Regions from separate parts of the Homo sapiens genome. Here region 2 is linked to region 1. A link is a contact called in ENCODE Hi-C or POLR2A ChIA-PET data. All regions are on one chromosome and are shown on one strand. The core of a region is the stretch at or near the end of the contact, and the rest is flanking DNA. Distances in the headings are between cores, read along the strand shown.

Evidence for each region. Hi-C counts contacts between places; a loop is a spot of excess contacts on that map. ChIA-PET counts read pairs that join two places held with the same protein, here RNA polymerase II (POLR2A). Pooled maps may share reads with other maps.
Region 2: a loop to region 1 is called in a map of OCI-LY7, with 4 times the contacts of the local background. The contact joins two enhancer-like sites. A Hi-C loop is called at or near these places in 5 of 168 maps with a recorded cell type or tissue (Caco-2, OCI-LY7, dorsolateral prefrontal cortex and 2 more), 1 of 37 single-sample maps with no recorded cell type and 3 of 50 pooled maps. POLR2A ChIA-PET finds 5 or more read pairs at or near these places in 8 of 52 experiments (Caco-2, H1, MCF 10A and 4 more).

The regions. Positions count from the first base shown.
Region 1 is chr20:57,279,189-57,285,054 of GRCh38, reverse strand. All of the region lies in intron 10 of LOC105372687 (a long non-coding RNA gene), which reads left to right. Among named protein-coding and RNA genes, the nearest start is that of BMP7, 15 kb to the right of the region's middle. Within about 2 kb of position 1,906, at least 3 of the 41 ENCODE cell types and tissues checked have a DNase peak (open chromatin) inside an H3K27ac peak, as active enhancers do; they include OCI-LY7, where a contact is called at or near this core.
Region 2 is chr20:57,316,321-57,322,459 of GRCh38, reverse strand. All of the region lies in intron 2 of LOC105372687 (a long non-coding RNA gene), which reads left to right. MIR4325 (microRNA 4325) reads left to right here and starts at 869; the gene lies at 869-958. RefSeq lists an enhancer at 4,918-5,419. Within about 2 kb of position 4,224, at least 2 of the 41 ENCODE cell types and tissues checked have a DNase peak (open chromatin) inside an H3K27ac peak, as active enhancers do; they include OCI-LY7, where a contact is called at or near this core.

The DNA.
Region 1 (5,866 bases), core at 657-3,156:
CCCAAGGTCACACCGCTGGCAGAGCTGGGACTCAAACCTTGGGGCTCAGATCCTAAACTTCACCCCTTCCCTCTCTGCTCAAAGTTCTGTGATATCAGCCCCTTCTCATCACTTCTTAGAGACAAAGAGATGTGATTAACAAACCAATATGTCAAATACTAAGCATGTTCTACCTCCAGACAGTCTCTGGTGATGGAAGCAGGTGTGTTTGGGGGCAGGGTAGAAGGTTTGAGCTGAGCAAAATTTGATGAAAGTCCAGAATTTTGCATGGCTTTTAATTACTTTCAGATTTAATAGAATATCATTTGGTGTGATTTATTCTACTCAAAGATTGATTAGTAATACAACTTGAATTGTATTCCATTTCCCCCACACAATTTAAGATGAGTTAGTGCCAAATAAAGACTAACCCTAAAACCTGTTTCTTTAAAGAGCCCCAGTCGCCCTTGTTCTCATGCACTTGGAAAGGAGAAATTGTGCCTCCACCAGTCAGACAGCAATTTGATCCTTCCTGAACCTCAAACAAATGAGGGTCCTTCCCATCTCAGCGGCGGTGGGTGCTTTAATGGGGTCTGAGTCACCTCCTCCTAGCCCAGGGTTTCTCGACCTCAGCACTATTCTCTTCTGGGCCAGATCCTCCACTGTTGGGGGGCCCATCCTGTGCATCAGAGGGTGTTAAGCCACATCCTTGACCTTCACCCACTAAATGCCAGTAGCACCCCCTTTCCCCAGTTGTGACAGCAAAAATGTCCCTAGACACTGCTCCATGTTCTCTGTGGGGGCACAATTGCCCCCTGCTGAGAACCACCGATTGCTTTTGTGGGGAACCAGAGCATGTTCTTCAGAGGCAAACTTAAAATCTCACTCAAAAGTGGGGAAACTCCCTCTGAGGGATAAATCACAACTTTTCATTTTTTAGAGACAGGGTCTCGCTCTGTTGCCCAGGCTGGAATGCAGTGGCGTGATCATAGGTCACTGCAGCCTCAAACTCCTGGGCTCAAGGGATCCTCCCACCTCCGCCCGAGTAGCTGGGACTACAAACATGTGCCTCCATGCCCAGCTATTTTTTCTTTCTTATTTGTTTTGTAGAGAGATGAGGTTTCACTACATTGCCCAGGCTGAACTCGAACTCCTGGGATCAAGCTATCCTCCCACCTCGGCCTCCCAAAGTGTTGGGATTACAGGCATGAGCCACCATGCCCGGCTTGTTTCCTTATTTCTTTTGTCACTGTTGCTACATGGAGAGCATCCTTCAGGTGCCACTGGGGGACCCTCAGAGGACGGACACCTGCAGACATTGGGGCTTAAGAAGGGTGCGGGGCAGGCAGCTACTTGTGCCCTGGTAGCGGTTCGTATCTTTCCATCTGTTTCTTCCCCTCTATATCCTGGATTCTGCATGAACCAAAGGGCCCCCTGAGGCCTCAAGATGAAAAGTAAAGTGGTCAGAAATGTGCCTCCCTTAATGCAGTTGGAGTTCTTGGGCCGGGGAACACATGTTGTTCCATTTAGTGGATTTGCTCTACCAGCTTCTGGGTGTTCAGCTTTTGGGAACCCCTAACCCTCCAGGATGACGTTTGATGTTACTGTGTGTGTGTCCCTAACACTCTGCAGGCAGTAATTATAGAAATTTGCGGGACGGTCCTCGTCTCGACGACCCCCTCCCCCTTTTCCATCTCAGACAACAAATAAAACAGCCCAGCTCTCCTTTGCGGCAGGACCACCAGGGCTGAGCAAAGGGCCGCCGGCCCCTCCCCAGGGTCCCTCGCGCTCCCCACTTGGCTCTTTCAAGGGCGTTTCAATGAGCAGCCTTGTTGAGACTTCCACTAGGGCCCGGCCTAGAAGGGACCATTAAAAACAGTTTCATCAGAACAAAAGAGGTTCTGTTCTTATTGTCCCCCTGGCTGCAGTTTGGATGCAGCAGCTGAAAATCTATCTGGACCGAGCAACAAATCTGGACTCAACCACACTGTGGAGTTCACCCTCAGTAGGGATTTCTGGGTGGATCCTTGGAGCAGATAATTTACAGCTAAAGCAAAACACAAGGAGAAGCTTTTTATTTGGCACAAATGTTTTCTATTAAAAGCCTTCGGAAGCCCTGGTAACTGGAGCTCTCTTCTTCTTACACGAGCTTGAGGTGATTGTATTCCTGCACACAGAGCCCCTCAGAAGAATTCCTGGTTTGAATGCCAGTCTCGTCTGCGAGGAGGAGCGTGGAGCTGCGCTATGAAAGATCGCACGGAGCCCAGAGCATGTGGAAGGGGAGTGTCTTTGGGTTGATTTTAAATGCCGGTCCTGAAAGCTTTGTGGTTGGTGATTTTCTGCTGCTGAGATGCACCAAACAGGCAGGGGCGTTTGTGGTCTGGACACAGGGAGAATTGCCCCAGAGTAGAACTGTTTGTCTGTCATGGGGGATGGAAACTTTTGTGGCCAGCTTTCTGGGACATCAGATGAGGTCAGTGCCACCAATTCCATGGAATGGACTGCCTAAAAGAAGTTATTTTAAAATTTATGTTTGTTTTAAAAAAGTTATTTTTAGGCTGGCTGTGGTGGCTCACACCTGTAATCCCAGCACTTGGGGAAACCGAGGCCAGTGGATCACCTGAGGTCAGGAATTCGAAACCAGCTTGGCCAATATGGCAAAACCCCGTCTCCACTAAAAATACAAAAAAATTAGCCGGGTGTGGTGGTGGGCGCTTGTAATCCCAGCTTCTTGGAAGGCTGAGGCAGGAGAATCGCTTGAACTCAGGAGACAGAGGTTGCAGTGAGCCGAGATCATGCCACTGTACTCCAGCCTCAGTGACTTAGGGAGACTCTGTTTCAAAACAAAACAAAACAAAAAGTTTTTGAATTTTTTTTTTTGCTGTATTACCAAAGATGAAATTTCGAGAGATGACTAGTTTCAGTAGCTTATTTAGTTTGACCTCTGGAAACCTCATGCAGATTTCCAGAATGGTCATTTTCAAAGCTGCCAGTTAGTGTCTGTGTGCAGGGCCTAGTGCAGCTCAGAGCCACTTTCATTCGGGTCATGAATTTGTCGAAACAGAGGAGTCGCAGGAGCCCGTTTTGCTGTTCTGGATTCTCAACTCTAGGAAACACGTCCCTGCAAGGCCCTGAAGATGACCCCCAAGTGCAAACAAGAACCAGCCAGAAAGCTACAGGCCAACAGGTGTATCACAGCATTTCTGAGAATTCTATATCAGATGGACGTCAGCAGTGTTGCTTTCCCTGTGCCCAACAACCAGGATATTCCTGGAGTCTGTTTTTCTTTCTCCCTTGAGGAATTCAGAAGTGCCCTCCTGAGGAAATATCAACTGCGAGGCCAACATGAAGAGTGGTACTGGCTGCCAGTCATTTCTTTCTTTCTTTTTCTTTCTTTTTTTTTTTTTTTTTTTGAGACAGAGTCTCGCTCTGTTGCCCAGGCTGGACTGCAGTGGGGGTGATCTCAGCTCATTGCAACCTCTGCCTCCTGGGTTCAAGCAATTCTCCTGCCTCAGCCTCCCGAGTAGCTGGGATTACAGGCGCCCGCCACCACACCTGACTAATTTTTGTATTTTTAGTAGAGACAGGGTTTCACCATGTTGACCAGGCTGGTCTTAAACTCCTGACTTTAAGTGATCTGCCCGCCTCAGCCTCCCAAGTGCTGGGATTACAGGCGTGAGACACTGTGCCCGGCCAGTTGTCATTTCTTAAGTTGATTTTGTGTTAGGCACTTTCCATGGATTATCTCATTGGTTCTTCCCAGCAATCTGAGGGAGATAGATGAGAGAAATAATTCAGCCCATTTTACAAATGAGAAAACAGAGACCTAGAAAGGTTTGGCAAATTGTCCAGGATCGCATGGTGAGCAAATGGCAGATTCTGATTCAGGAGTCCTGGGTGGGCTGAGGTCCTGCTCCTGGTGGTGCTGAAACCCCATTTCTACTAAAAAGACAAAAATTAGCCAGGCACGGTGGCAGGTGCCTGTAGTTCCAGCTACTCGGGAGGCTGAGGCAGGAGAATCGCTTGAACCCGGGAGGTGGAGGTGGCAGTGAGCCGAGATCGCACCACTGCACTCCAGCCTGGGCGACAGAGCGAGACTCCGTCTCTTAAAAAAAAAAAAAAAAGGAATGCTCTTCCCCAGTGATGTGAGCGGCTCCCTCCCCTCTGTCCTCAGGGGTCTCTGCTCAGATCCGGGGCTTTTCCTGATTATTATAGCTAAAGTGGCATCCTTGTCCCTCTCTGCACCCCTGCCCTGTGTTACTGGGCCCAGTCTAACAGCCCTGTTAGGGTAAAAGTCCCATGTGCGGAGAAGTTTGGTCCATGTTGTTCACTCCTGTACGCACCACACTCAGAATAAGGTCTGGCACATGGTAATACTCACTAAATAATTAATGCAAGAGGATAGAATGAACCCCTAGAAGAATCTATTCAAAAAGCAGACAAAAGGAGTTTAAATTCAAAGTAGGAACAAAGACGGGCACAAAAACCAACACACAAACAAAACCCAGCGGCAAGCGAGGGCTGCTCCCTGATTGAGCAGCTGTGTCGAGTCCCCGCTACCTGCCAGGTGTTGAACCAGGAGGCAGGAGCCTGTGGCAGATGGTCTCATGACGGAGGTGGATGAGAAGTCAGGAACCACACTGGACTGAGTTAGGGCCGCAGCTGAAAAAGAGCAGGGGATCTGTGAACTCCTCTATTGATCAAGTGTTCATTGAACACTGACTGTATGCAGAGTCCCGTGTTAGACACAGAAAGTACAAAACAGCATATGCGGCATGTCCTCTAGGAGCTCACAAACCAACGGGCATGTGGCACCCAGTGCTAATGACCTGCAAACCCATGCCAGCACAGAAATTCAGAGCTGGAGAGGTCGTTGTCCGGGGTAAGCATCTGCTCCCCAGGGCCTCTGTCTACAGAACCCCAGTTCAGCTGGGTGCTTGGCCATCAAGGGGGGTTTTTGATCAAATTTTCTTTTCTTTTCTGTTCTTTTCTCTCTCCTCTTCTCTTTCCCTTTCTTTCTTTCTTTCGTTCTTTCATTCTTTCCTTTTTTTGAGATTGCATTTTGCTCTTGTCGCCCAGGCTGGAGTGCAATGGCGCCATCTCGGCTCACTGCAACCACTGCCTCCAGGGTTCAAGTGATTCTCCTGCTTCAGCCTTCTGAGTAGCTGGGATTACAGGGGCCCACCACCACACCCAGCTAATTTGTGTATTTTTAGTAGAGATGGGGTTTCGCCATGTTGGCCAGGCTGGTCTTGAATTCCTGACCTCAGGTGATCTGCCCCCCTCTGCCTCCCAAAGTGCTGGGGTTACAGGTGTGAGCCACCATGCCCAGGAAAATTTGGTTTCCTTTTTACTGACCCAGTGCCCCTTCCTGGATTCAGGTGATGGCGTCCCCCTGCTTTGGGGAAATGGTGCCTGCCCTACCATATGGGTCTCTGGTGGGGCTGACCCAGTGCCCTGACCTCCACCCTGACTCAGAGGTGAGCAGACAAGGCTGGGAAATCCAGGTGCTCCCTTCCCCGTTTGCCATTACTGGTGCGCAAGGTAAGCCAAGACCTGGACATTCTCTCCTGGGAGCAAGAGGCTCTCTCTCTCTCTTCCCAGGGTCGCTTGCTGGCCTTGACATATGGCAATGCAGAGGAAACCTCTCTGTGGTAGGAAATAATGAAGCCAGCATTCAGATAGATGCCGAGTTGAAAGATGGAGACAGAAAGAAATGGAGCCCCAGAGACAGAGGTCACTCCATGAGCCCCTGGGCACAGCGTTGATAGGACTTCCCCCTTAGGGAAACCACTCTGAGTTGGGCATTGAGCCGTTTTGAGTTGGGTTTCTGACACTTGCACATGATAGATCTCTGACTTAATATAACAGCTTGTGAAACACTCTA
Region 2 (6,139 bases), core at 2,975-5,474, 35 kb before region 1:
CACATTGAGACCCCATCTCTGCAAAACATTTTTTTAAAAAATTAGCTGGACATTGTGGCTCATGCCAGTAGTCCTAGCTACTTGGGAGGCTGAGGCAGGAGGATCACTGGAGCCCGGGAGGTTGAGGCTGCAGTGAGCTATGATCAAGTCACTGCATTCCAGCTTGGGTGACAGAAGGAGACCCCATGTCTAAAGAAAAACAAAGAAGGAAAAAAAATACACAATTTAAGTTCAATCACAGTGTGTTAGAGGGAAAAACAATCTGTGTGGTAGGAAAGTGGGTGACTGGGCAGGAAAGTGCAATGAAGGTGGGAGAGAGGAGGGCAGAAGAAACCTGTCTCAGGTGAGGGCCTTGGAGCTAAAGCCTTAGCTATGAAGAAGATCTGAGGGGACGAGCTCCAGGCAGAGGGAGCGAGGAGCTATGCAAAGGCCCTGCGGAGAGATTCACTGGGAGAACTTAAAGGGCAGAGAGCAGGCCAACGTTGATGGAGAGATGAGCGGGGACGTCTATCGGCCACAGTGAGGAAACAGGACTCTGTTCTAAGGCAGTGATTCCAGTGGGGGCGATTTTGCCCCTCAAAGGACATTTGGCAATGTTGGGAGACATTTTTGGTTGCCACCCATTTGGGGGCAGTTGCTCCTGGCATCTAGTGGGAAGGGGCCAGGGATGCTGCCTATGTCCTGCAAAGCACAGGACAGCCCCTACCACAGAGAACTCATCAGTCCCAGATATTGATAGTGCTGAGGTTGAGAAACGCTGGTCTAAGAGTGGTGGGAGGCCATCAGAGGGTCTGAAGCAAGGGAAGGATGTCGTGTGTGTTAAAAAAGGAGAGTGCAGTGTGGGGAGGGAGAGTGGAGGTAAGGAGATGGGGAAGATGTTGCACTTGTCTCAGTGAGAGATGCTTCTAGATCCAGGAGGCAGACCTCAAGGATGGAGAGAAGGCAGATCCTTTGAGATTGTTCCTATTCAAGTAAGCTATGGTCAAACCTGTTTTGGAAATGTTGTACACTGTACCAAGATAAGCAGTCTAGCGTGAATCCCAGAGCAAGGCTATTTAAGTTCAGATCTTGGCTTTGCCTCTTGTTAGCTGTGTGATCTTGGGCAGGATTCTCAACCTCTCTGTGCCCCAGTTTTTCCATTTCTAAAGTGGAATAATAGGGTCCATCTCAGAGGGCTAATGTGAGGAGTAAATTAGTTAATATACATATAAATAAGCTAATAGATGACTAGAACACTGCGAATACTCAATAAGCATTATCTGGTATTAGTACATACTCCTTTTGGGAGTATCACTAGTTATATCCACAAATTAAAGTCTCTGAGAAGACCTGTATCAAAACTGTTGCTGGACTTGCTTAGCCTGCATTCACTAAACTTATATTTTCATGACACGTCCCCCACCCCCACCAACTCCCTGAACACTCTGAAAACCAGGGATCCTCAGAAAACATTTATTTATTTATTTATTGAGATGGAGTGTTGCTCTGTCCCCCAGGCTGGAGTGCAGTGGCGTGATCTCGTCTCACTGTAACCTCCATCTCCGGGGTTCAAGCAATACTCGTACCTGAGCCTCCCGAGTAGCTGGGAATCCAGACGTGCACCACCACACCTGGCTAATTTTTGTATTTTTAGTAGAGACAGGGTTTCACCATGTTGGCCAGGCTGGTCTTGAACTTCTGGCCTCAGGTGATCCACCCAGCTCACCCTCCCAAAGTGCTGGGATTACAGGCATGAGCCACTGCACCCAGCCCCTCAGAAAACATTTTAAAATCATCTTTATTGAGATCTAATTCACGCATCATAAAATTCATTCTTTTAAAGTATACAATTCAATGGGTTTTGGTGTATTGAAAAAGTTGTGCAATCATCCTCACAATCTAATTTTGGAACATTTTGTCTCCCCCAAAAGAAACTCTGTACTTATTAGTAGTCTCACCTCATTCTCCCTTCCCCCAGCCCTTGGAAGCCACTCATCTACTTTCTGTCTATGAATATGTCTGTTCCGGACATTTCACATAAATGGAGTCATACAGTATGTGGCCTTTTGTGATTGACTTCTCTCACTGAGTGTAGTGTTTTCAAGATACTGCCACGCAGCATAGATCTGTGTTTCATTCCTTGTTATGGTCAAATGCTATTCCACTGCATGGAGAGACCACATGTAGTTCATCTGTTCATCAGTTGCTGGACACGGGTTGTTTCCAGTTTTGGGTTATTATAAATAATGCTGCTGTGGACATTCAGGTACAAGTTGCAGTGTGGATACATGTTTTTATTTCTCCTGGGTAGACACCTAGGCGTGGAATTGCTGGGTCACATGGTGAGCTCGGTGTTGAGCTTTTTACAGAAGAGAGCACTCTGAGGCTTGTGGATGCTGGCATTTTGTTTGCTCTGCCATTTCCCCTTCTCCTTTCTCTCTCCCCCGTTCCCCCTGTAGTCCTAGATGCCAATGAGAACTTTGCCTCTTCCCAAGTGTTTGATCTTGAGGAAGTGATTTATCCTTCTCTGAGCCTCCATTTTCTCACCTGTAAAATGGGAATAAAGATGAAATGGGATTATTTATGTAAAGTGCTTGCTCTAGTGCCTAGTAGTCAGCTGGTTGAAGCCGTATTGTTGCTAGTGGCATCTGTGAGTGAGCATTGTGAGATCTCCTTGATGTAAGCAGTATGTGGATCGGTAGATGCAGTTGCCAGCAATGCTGTGATGAAGATTCCTGTGTTTGTCTTCTGGGCAGGACGTAGGATACACACATCTTCACCTCCATTGGAGTTTGCCAACTGAATCTCTAAGGCAGTTGAACCAACGCACACTCCAATGGAAGAGTTTTCACCACACCATTCTTGCCAAGCCCTGATAATTTCTTACTTTTTGCCCATTTGGTGGGTATGACACAATGTCACCTTATGGTTTTGATTTGGATGCCAGATACTTTATCTGGATTATGTTATTTAGCACTTGCAGACACCTTGTGAGGTTCATACTGATACGATCCTTTTTTTTTTTTTTTTTTTTTTGAGACAGAGTCTCACTCTATTGCCCAGGCTGGAGTGCAATGGCACGATCTTAGCTCACTGCAACCTCCGCCTCCTGGCTTCAAGCGATTCTCCTGCCTCAGCCTCCTGAGTAGCTGGGACTACAGGCGCCCGCCACCACGCCCGGCTAATTTTTGTATTTTAGTAGAGACGGGGTTTCACCATGTTGACCAGGCTGGTCTCAAACTCCTGACCTCGTGATCCATCCACCTTGGCCTCCCAAAGTGCTGGGATTACAGGCGTAAGCCGCCGTGCCCGGCCATATGATCCCCATTTTGCAGAGGAAGAAACAGACTTTGAGAAGTAAAGGGCTGGCCCATAAGACATGAAGCCAGGCAGTCTGTTTCCAATGCCTAGGTTCTCCATCTGAGCTTCACTCTCTCTCCCTGGGGCCAGGGGCTGACAAATAAACATGGGAAAGACCCCAGGGTGACTACTGAGACTGCCAAGAAATTGAAGAACTACATTCATTCTTTCAGTCAGCAAATACTTATTTGTGCCAGACTCTGTGAACAAAATAAAGTCCCTGTTCCCAGGGCTTCTGGTCCAGTGTGGGGAGACAGCAAATAGATTTGTAACATCACATAAGCTCTGGGAGAAAAATCAAGCAGGTAAAGGGGCTGTAGGGTGATGTTTATGTAAGGAGGTCAAGGGAGGCTTCTCGAGGAAGGGACATTTGGACAGAGACCTGGACATTTGTACAGGAAGGGACGTAGTGAGGGTGCGAACCACGTGGCCAGCTGCAGGCAGAACCTTTTTGGCAGAGAGAACAGCACGCACAAGGCCTGCATGGTGGCATGATTGGGGCGTTTGAGGAATACCAAGGCAGCCATGGTAGGCAAAACTCTAGAGCTGGCTCCAGATTCTCATTCTCCGATTATTCAACCAAACAGGAATCCAGGTGCTGCTGCGAAGGGTTTGCAGTTGAAATGAAAGTCCCAAGTCAGTTGATCTTAGGATATGAAAATGATCCTCATGGCCCTAATCTAATCAGAGGGGCCCTTTAAGAGCAGAGGATCCTCTCTGGCTGGTGCAGGAGAGGTCAGAGTGTTTGGAAGCACGAAAAGGATTCCAGGGGCCCTTGCTGGCTGAAGATAGAGGAAGCCATGAGACAAGGAATGCAGGTGGCCTCTCCAGGTGCTGAGAGCTGCCCCTGGCTGAAAGCCACCAAGGAAATGGGGACTATCGTCCTGTAACCACAAGGACCTGGATCCTGCAGTTAGAGAAATGAGCGCAGAAGAGAACTCAAGCTCCTGGTAAGAGCACAGCTGGCAATATGTAATTTCAGCCTGAGCAGAGAACCCAGACGCACTGCACTAGACTTGTGACCTACAGAACCGTGAACTTATAAACAGGTGTTGTTTTAAGCTGCTAAATCTGGGGCAGTTTGTTACACAGCATAGAAAACAAATATAGAAGTTGTGTGGCTAGGACAGGGGGCACAAGGGGCAGAAGGCGGAGATGAGGCTTGGGAGGGACTGATTGCTGTGGTGAGGACTTTGGCTTTTATGCTGAGGGAGGCGGGAAGCCGCCAGAAATGTGTGACTCTCAGACCGCCTGGCCCTCCGCCACACACTCGCCTTCTCGCAGGTTCCATCCTGCCGAGTTTTTGTTCCACCACCGCAGCCCACTTCCTTACATTTATCCGTCTATCAACTGATGTGTGTATGTGAGTCAGTCAGGCCCTGTTGATTGCAGGGGACGGGAAACCAGAACAAAGTACTTATCCTCCAAATCCAGGGACTTCAGGGTGAGCTGGATCCAGGAACTCAACTATTACTTTCGGAAACCTGTGTCCTTCCATCCCTGCCCTTCGCCCTCTTCTGTATGTCTGCGTTTTCAGGAGGGCTCCCCACACGGTGGCCAGGATGGTCGCCAGCAGCTCTTGCCTTCACCCTGCCATCCCAGTGATCCAGGCAGAAAGACCCCCACCTTTCTCTCAATGGGTCTCGTAAAACTCTTGGAGATGACATGCCTTGGCCCAGCTGGGTCACAAGGTCACTGTGAAGCCAATCACAAAAGGTGGGCAGCTGTGGGGAGAATACATTTAATGGCTGGGCCTAGGCCATGCACTTCCTCCAGGAGGCAAGTGGGGCAGAGGGCTCCAGGCCCACCCTGAAACCCCCTGGACTGTGAAAGTGGAGAGTGGTCCTTTATGGGGTCACTGGGGTGCCACCTGCAGCAAGAGAGGAAGCAGATGCTGGCGGCCAAAGCAGCAGATGCCCCTGAGAATGGCCAGCTTGGTCCACACCTCTGGGTGCCGTGGGTGCCTGCACTCAGACACAGTTTGGAGATTCCAGAGTGTCGCGCTCTGCTGTGTTCAGGTCACCCCCCTATCTCTGCATCCTATTAGGTCTTGGCACAGGCAGCGGGACTTGTGGAACTATGACAGAGCCCTGCCTTTGACCTGGTTGTTTACTGGAGAAATAAATAGAGAAAATCAGCTGAACAGATGCTTGGACAAACGGAGCAGCCCTGGGAGGCACATGCAAGAGTCACCTTCGTAAACAGACGTGGCTCGGAAAGTCTGTCTGAGCCCCAAACAAACGAGGCCTGCAGCCAAGCATGAAGCCACCTGGGTTCCCTAGCCAGCAAGGACAAGGCCCCCTGGAGCCATGGGTCCACTGGGGCTGGGGGATTGCCCAGGATGCCCCAGCCTGTAGGGGTGGTGGGGGTGCACACTGACACTTACATTTTCCTCTTGCTGTTTTTAAAATGCAGTATTGGCTTTGGGAGGCCGAGGCGGGCGGATCGTGAGGTCAGGAGATCGAGACCATCCTGGCTAACACGGTGAAACCCTGTCTTTACTAAAAATACAAAAAATTAGCCGGGCGTGGTTGTGGGCGCCTATAGTCCCAGCTACTCGGAAGGCTGAGGCAGGAGAATGGCATGAACCCGGAAGGCAGAGGTTGCAATGAGCCAAGATTGCGCCATTGCACTCCAGCCTGGGTGACAGAGCGAGACTCTATTTTACATATATATTATATATATATATTTATATACATATATATAATAAAATAAAATGCAGTACTGGAAACAGGTCTGGGAGGAGAGGGACTGGTTGGCTTGGAGATTCCCCTCCCCAATACCAATAATCATTACAATC